Linked DNA regions of Homo sapiens: region 1 is linked to region 2. The links are chromatin contacts, found by Hi-C or POLR2A ChIA-PET in ENCODE. All regions are on one chromosome and are shown on one strand. Each heading gives the region's core, a stretch centred on a gene start or an enhancer-like site at or near the end of the contact. The rest is flanking DNA. Distances are from core to core; before and after follow the strand shown.

Region 1 (3,488 bases), core at 17-2,516, 630 kb before region 2:
TATCCACCTTGATTTTCAAGATAAACAAGAGGATGTGGTCAAACAAAAAAGAGTCACTGTTTCAGTTCTTTTTTTTTTTTTTTCTGCCTCAAACAGAACCTTGATCTTTGTTAAAGTTCAGTATGAGGAACTGGTTTTGAATATTCGAGAGAAGAGAAAGTTTAGGAGTGAGGCTAGAGTAGGGCTGGAAACAGCATAGTTGTCTTCAAATAGCTAAAGGACTGTTTAATAGAAGAAACACTAAATGTATTATAAGCAAGCAGACACAAATAGAACTAAAGGAAAGACATTACAAGGAATCAGTTTAGCTTAATGGCAGGAAGAACTTGGTAATGGTTAAAGCTGTCTGTCTTAGTCTGTTTTCTGTTGCTTATAACAAAATACCTGAAACCGGGTAATTTATAAAGAAAAGGCATTTATTTGAACAGCAGGAAAATGGTGGATAGAAGGCAGGACTAACTTCCAGCTCCCACTCAGATGGACAGAGCAGCTTGTGGAGATGCACATTGTAAACTTTTACTCCAAGAACTACTGCAGGAACATACCCGGAAAGCCTAGAGAATCCACAGACCCTTTGAAGGAAGCAGATTGCTCCTGCAGGCCCCAGAAGATGGTTGAAAAAATGTGAGTGCCCAAAGTGTGAAAGGGGGATTGTCTGCCCTTGAACACACACCTTCACGGGGGAAACTGAAGGTCCAGATAATGGGAGAAGGATTTGATCTTACCTAGAGTTGAGACAAATTTAGAGAGCTAAGCAAAATACAAGGGTAGAAGTAGTGGGAAGAGCCCTGTGGGCTCTCTCGGTCCCCAGGGAAGCCATTTCTGACTTAGTCTCACAGAGATCCTTGGGAAGGGCTGCCAGAGGAACTGGGAAAAGACCACAGGGAGAAAGAAACTTCCAGCTGAACTTTGTAACAATTTCAACTGAACACAAATTTCCTCGATAGAAACTGGGGGAGGAGGTGAATCGGGAGTGGATACACAGCACAGAAGCCGCAGCAGGCAGGGAGGCACAAGACCTGAAAGCCCTGCTTGCTTTCTCAGCTAAAAGGCTAGTAGCCTGTGGCAAGTTCTCAGCCCTGCTCACTGGCTGCCTGGAAATAAACTCAGTGCTGTTGGTGGGGGCATGGTGGGAGTGAGACCAGCCTCTTGGGCTGCATGGGAGCTAGGTGAAGCCTGTAACTGCCAGCTTTCCCCGACTTCCCTGGTGACCTGCATGACACATCAGAGGCAGCTACAATCCCCCTGGGAACATAACTTCACTGGCCTGAGAACCACATCCCCATACCCCACAGCAGCTGCAGCAAGCCCCACCCAAGGAGAGCCTGAGCTCAGACAGGCCTAACCCTGCCCCGACCTGATGGTCTTTCTCTACCCACCCTTGTAGCCAAAGACAAAGGACATAATCTCTTCGGAGCTCTAGGGCTCCACCCACTGCCTTGATCCTCCCTATACTATGGCAACTGATGCTCCCCTGAAAGTGCCACCTCCTGGCTGGAGGCCAACAAATACAAAACTAGTGCAATAGACAAAACTACAACTAAGGACCCTCACAGAATCCATTTCACTCCCCTGCCAACTCCACCAAAACAGGTGCTGGTATCCAAGACTGAGACACCTGAAGATGGTAGACATGAAAATGGTTCACATCACAGGACTTTGGTCAGACACTCCCCAGTACCAGCCCAGAACCCAGTAGCTCCACTGAGTGGCTACATCCAGAAGAGAAATAACTGCAGTTTGGCTCTCAGGAAGCCACATCCTTAGGGGAAGGGGAGAGCACTACATCAAGGGAGCACCCCTTGGGACAAAGAATCTGAACAGCAGCTCTTGAGTCCCAGATCTTCCCTCTGACATAGTCTGTCCAAATGAGAAGGAATCAGAAAAACAGTTTTGGTAAAATGACAAAACATGTTTCTTTAACACCTCCAAAAGATCACACTAGCTCACCAGCAATGGATCCAAACCAAGAAGAAGTCTCTGAATTGCCAGAAAAAAAATTCAGAAGGTCGATTATTAAGCAAATTAAGGAGACACCAGAGAAAGATGAAGTCCAACTTAATGAAACCAAAACAATGATACAGGAAATGAAGGTGATATGGTTTGGCTGTGTCCCCACCCAAATCTCATCTTGAATTGTAGCTCCCATAATCCCTATGTGTCATGGGAGGGACACAGTGGGAGGTAATTGAATCATGGGAGCAGAGTTTTTCCCATGCTGTTCTCATGATAGTGAATAAGTCTCATGAGATCTGATGGTCTTATTAAGGGCAATTCCCCTGCACATGCTTTCTTGCAGCCATGTAAGATGTGCCTTTGCTCTTCCTTTGCCTTCTGCCATGATTGTGAGGCCTCCCCAGCCATGTGGAACTGTGAGTCCATAAAACCTCTTTTTCTTTATAAATTACCAAGTCTTGGGTATTTCTTCGTAGCAGTATGAAAATGGACTAATACAGAAGGGAAAAATCTTCGGTGAAATAGCATAAATAGAAAACAATCACAATTTTTGGAAATGAAGGACATACTTAGAGAAATGCAAAATACACTGGGAAGTCTCAGCAACAGAATCGAACAAGCAGAAGAAAGAACTTCAGAGCTCAAAAACAGGTTTTCAAATTAACCCAATCCAACAAAGACAAAGAAAATAGAATTTTTTAAAAAATGAACAAAGCCTCCAAGAAGTTTGGGACTATGTAACTAAACCTAAAAATAATTTGTGTTCCTTAGAAAGAAGAAATCTAACAAGTTTGGAAAACATATTTGAGGGAAAAATCAAGGCAAACTTTCCTAGCCTTGCCAGAGACCTAGACATCCAAATACAAGAAGCTCAAAAAAACACCTGGGAAATTTATCACAAAAAGATCATTGCCTAGGCACATAGTCATCAGGTTATCTGAAGTCAAGATGAAGGAAATAAATCTTAAGAGCTGTGAGGCAAAAACACCAGGTAACCTATAAAGGAAAACATATGAGATTAACAGCAGATTTCTCAGCAGAAACCCTACAAGCTAGAAGGGATTGGGGCCCTATCTCTAGCCTCCTTAAACAAAACAATTATCAGCTAAGAATTTTGTAACCAGTGAAACTAAGCTTCATAAATGAAGAAAAGATACAGGTTTTTTTTTAGACAAACAAATACTAAGAGAATTCACCACTATAAAGCCTGCACTACAAGAACTGCTAAAAGGAGCTCTAAATCTTGAAACAAATCCTCAAACTACACCAAAATATAACCTCCTTAAAGCATAAATCTCACAGCACCTATAAAGCAAAAACATAATAAATAAATTTTAGAAAACAAGGTATTGAGGCAACAAATAGCACAATGGATAGAATAGTATCTCACATCTCAATATTAACATTGAATGTAAATGGCCTAAATGCTCTACTTAAAAGATACAGAATGGCAGAATGGATAAGAATACACCAACTAAGTATCTGCTGTCTTCAAGAGACTCAAATAACACACAAGGACTCACATAAACTTA
Region 2 (3,509 bases), core at 736-3,235:
GAGTTAAACGGGAAACCATTCATTTAACAAAAAGATCCTTAGATCCTTACACCTACCTCGAAAGCTCGAGAGCCTGGCACAGCACTAGCTGCCCTCAAAAGTCTGTTTGATTACCCTGCTCTCGCTTTGGCAACACAAAGCCTCGCCAGGCGGCAGTGCGCCCTCCCTCCCCGCTGCGCCGTGGGCACAGACTCCCCAAAATAGTTCCCCTCGGTAGGTACCACGGCGCTGAGGTCGGTCAGCTGAGGAGGGGAGCCCGCAGAACTGCGGTCACACATGAAATGACAGAGCCGAAGGGAGGCGGCCGCCCCGGCGCCCAGTGACAGCGGGCTCACCTCCGGCGTCCTCCCGGGAGCGCGGCGAGCGCCCCCGCGGCCGCCCAGAAACGTGCCGGGGAGGCTCTGTCCCCTCCCCGCCCTCCCCGGGAGCGCCGTCTGGGCACGGAGAACGCTGGACCCGCAGGGCCAGTGGGCGAGCACACACCCCTCTGCCCTCCCCTCCCCCGCCCCCGTCCCACACACCCCCAAAGATCGCGCAGGAGGACGTCCACTTTGCGTGGAGTAATTGCAAACTAGAACATCAAATGGCTTGTCCGGGGGGAGGGGGAGTGGGCGAGAGATAGTTGTTAATGCTTAACGTGTTTGTGCCTGTTACACCACCGCTTTGAAATCCGCCCGGGCAGATCTGCAAGTTATTTGAATGTATTATTCCAGTACCTGTCATTTATCACTTTATTCAACACGTCTTTGCCAACTCAATAGCTTTTGATCTCATTCTGCCTCCATTTCGTAATTTCCGCCCTCTTAAACATATCAAATACTTACTTTGAAAAAAGAACAATATCGAAACCCACCGAAAGAAATCCACCCAGACACGACCGAGCCAGACACGAAGGTAAATTTTCAAAAGGCAAAAAATATAAAAAGCATGTGATGTTCAAGAGGCAATAGCAGGAGAGCAAATGAACACACACACACACATACACACACACACACACACACACACACACATCCTTGAACAAAACCCTTCTCGAACAAGTTATTTGATCTTGACTAAAATCAGCAGTTGGATCCTCTTTGTAAAGCTGACAGCCAAACTCTGACAATGGCAAAATACTCGAGCCCCAGCTAGTGGCGCTACCCCTTTAAAAAAGGAGTCGATCCTGCTTGCCTGCAGAAGTGAATACAGTATTTTCAAGCTTGCCCTGTAATAAGCATTACTAGGGGGAAAAATAATAAAGAAAGAAGAGGGGGACAGACAGGTTTACCACCTCGCCATGGTCGCTATTTCTGCCCTGGGGAGTGTCTTCTGGGAGGAAATAAAGTTTAGAGCTGGATAAAAGTTGCCGGCTGGTCCTCTCTTCCCACAACAGCTGGAGCTCCGCTATGCAAATCGGATCCTTTGGCGTACATCTTACAAAGAAAAAGTCGCCAAGGGACAAAATTCTTGGTTTGCCTTCAAGGTGGAATTGAAAAGCCTTGTAGAAAATGTAAGGTCCGTGCAAGCCACACGGTGAGCCGACCCACTGCAGGGGGGGAAAAAAACACCAAATAAATAATGTAGCCATCAGAGCACAAACATCTATTCCCAGACACATTTACACACAGACATCCACTCTCTTAATACAGACGACCCAACAGATATAACGCTGGGTGGAAAAATAATAGCACCCACAAATTTTCTGCTTCCCTAAAAAAAAAAAAAAAAAAACTCAGGGCCCCCCACCGCCACTTCTACCCACCTCCCCATTTGAGGCGGTAAAATTACATTATGTATGTATGATCAGTGCAGGGATTTTTTTAAACAATAAAAATGATTTTGGGGGATGCAGAGGGTAAAAGTTTGGTGAAAAGTTTGTGGGGGGTGTGGGTGGGTGCAGAGGTGTGGGTGAGCTGGGGGGTTGGGGGGTGCCGGGGGGTGCCGGGATCGGAGGAGCGGAGGAGAGCGAAATACCTGGAGTGAGTTGGGCTCCATCTCGACGTTCTGAATTGATTGAACTCAACATTCTCTCCAAACTTGTTGGCTTGAATGGATTGCATCAGGTCCTGGCAGGGAAACGCATTCTCTGCCTTCAGCCGGCGTAATGTCTCAATATAAAACTGAGCTCTTGCCTCCCTTCGGGCACCGAAATGATTGAAAATATGTCCTAATATTTCTATAACGACTCAATTTTCAGCTCCTGAAAAAACTATGTGGGTTTTCTTCCAAAGATGGATTGATCAAATTCATAATCGAGAGAAAGGCGCCATACGATCTCGGCGGGAAGAGGATGGATCAAGGCAAAAAACACACAAGAAGATTTGTAAAAATAAAAAGCACCCTAAAACTGTGTGGAGATGTGATTCCTCTCTCTCTAACCGCTCCTGTCTGGGATATCGTCTGATGAGATTTTTGGAGGAGAGGAGGGGTAGCGAGCTCCACTGTGCATCTGACAGGACCTGCTTGTATATGTCTAATATAAAGAACATTTCCTGCAGAGATTCCGGGGCGCTGCTCCTCTTTCTAATGCTTCTTAGCAGATTTGCTGTTATTAGACATGTAGATTTGTTTGATAGTTAAATTACGCTTCCTCACTGCCATGTTTTCGAGAACTAATCTGTTAAATTATCTTTTGATGCCTATTTACATGGAAGGGAAAAGTGGGTTATCGATTATATAAACATATAAATATTAATGCATTTGTTCGCTTCGCAAAAAAATACTCAGCAAAAAAAAAAGAGACAAGTGAGCAGTGCACACACATCTTAGGATTTCGCAAACAATATTGAACGGACAGCGACTGCATTTAGGGACTGGAACAATAAACGATGCATGATAAATCAATAAATGCGAGAAGCGAGTCTGCTCAGAATATGAATTCAGGCTCCCGGTTCTGCGTGTGCATTCTTTAATTTTGAAGTATATACACTAGTACGTGTTTACAATGCTGATGGACGCCAAGGGCGCTCTCAAATGATAATGTGTTTATATAACCCAGCGCTACAGGAATAATATACCGACTCCTACCCCACCCCCATCCCCTCCCCCGCCAAAAAAGGGAGGGGAGCTTCCTCAATAATAGTTTGAAACTGAAAAAATCCATTTGCAAACTAGTTAAATACAACCAGAAATTAAGCTGTTGAAAACCGGGGGCATGAACCGTAAGACAATAAAGGCTTTAAATGTGTATATTTATTGTTCTGGAGCCCTGGAGCATTGCGAGGTTTGCATGCACGGCTATTATGCAAACACAGAGAAACTTAAGAGCGACAGAACAAGGAACAGGCAGAGACTGCAAAGCCCTCGCAAGCTCCGACCCAGCTGCCGGTCCTCCGCCAGGCTAGATTGCATTTTCGCAGTGTTGATTTAAAATGGTGTACTCGCTTCCCCCACGTTCCCCCACCCCCTTCCCCGCTCTCCTCCCACTCCTTCCAGCACACCCCCCCTCCAGCTTTTATTATATTGGCACCAATCTTTCCAAAGTGGGTCTGGCATGCTAAAAAAGTAAACATGTACTATATGGGGAATAA

What was found. A loop is a pair of places that touch in the nucleus more often than their neighbours do. ChIA-PET counts read pairs that join two places held with the same protein, here RNA polymerase II (POLR2A). Pooled maps may share reads with other maps.
Region 1: a map of OCI-LY7 shows a loop between it and region 2 (4-fold over the local background). The contact joins the enhancer-like site here to the promoter of ARID5B in region 2. A Hi-C loop is called at or near these places in 2 of 168 maps with a recorded cell type or tissue (OCI-LY7 and naive thymus-derived CD4-positive, alpha-beta T cell), 16 of 37 single-sample maps with no recorded cell type and 12 of 50 pooled maps. POLR2A ChIA-PET finds 5 or more read pairs at or near these places in 2 of 52 experiments (T-cell and activated B cell).

The regions. Positions count from the first base shown.
Region 1 is chr10:62,525,234-62,528,721 of GRCh38, reverse strand. No RefSeq gene overlaps it. Among named protein-coding and RNA genes, the nearest start is that of ZNF365, 150 kb to the right of the region's middle. RefSeq lists an enhancer at 1,172-1,391. Within about 2 kb of position 1,266, at least 5 of the 41 ENCODE cell types and tissues checked have a DNase peak (open chromatin) inside an H3K27ac peak, as active enhancers do; they include OCI-LY7, where a contact is called at or near this core.
Region 2 is chr10:61,900,175-61,903,683 of GRCh38, reverse strand. It overlaps ARID5B (AT-rich interaction domain 5B), which reads right to left and starts at 1,985. Exons shown (of 10, transcript NM_032199.3): 1 at 1,954-1,985; 2 at 1,271-1,525. The coding sequence starts at 1,974. RefSeq lists silencers at 234-553, 3,294-3,463 and an enhancer at 1,793-2,295.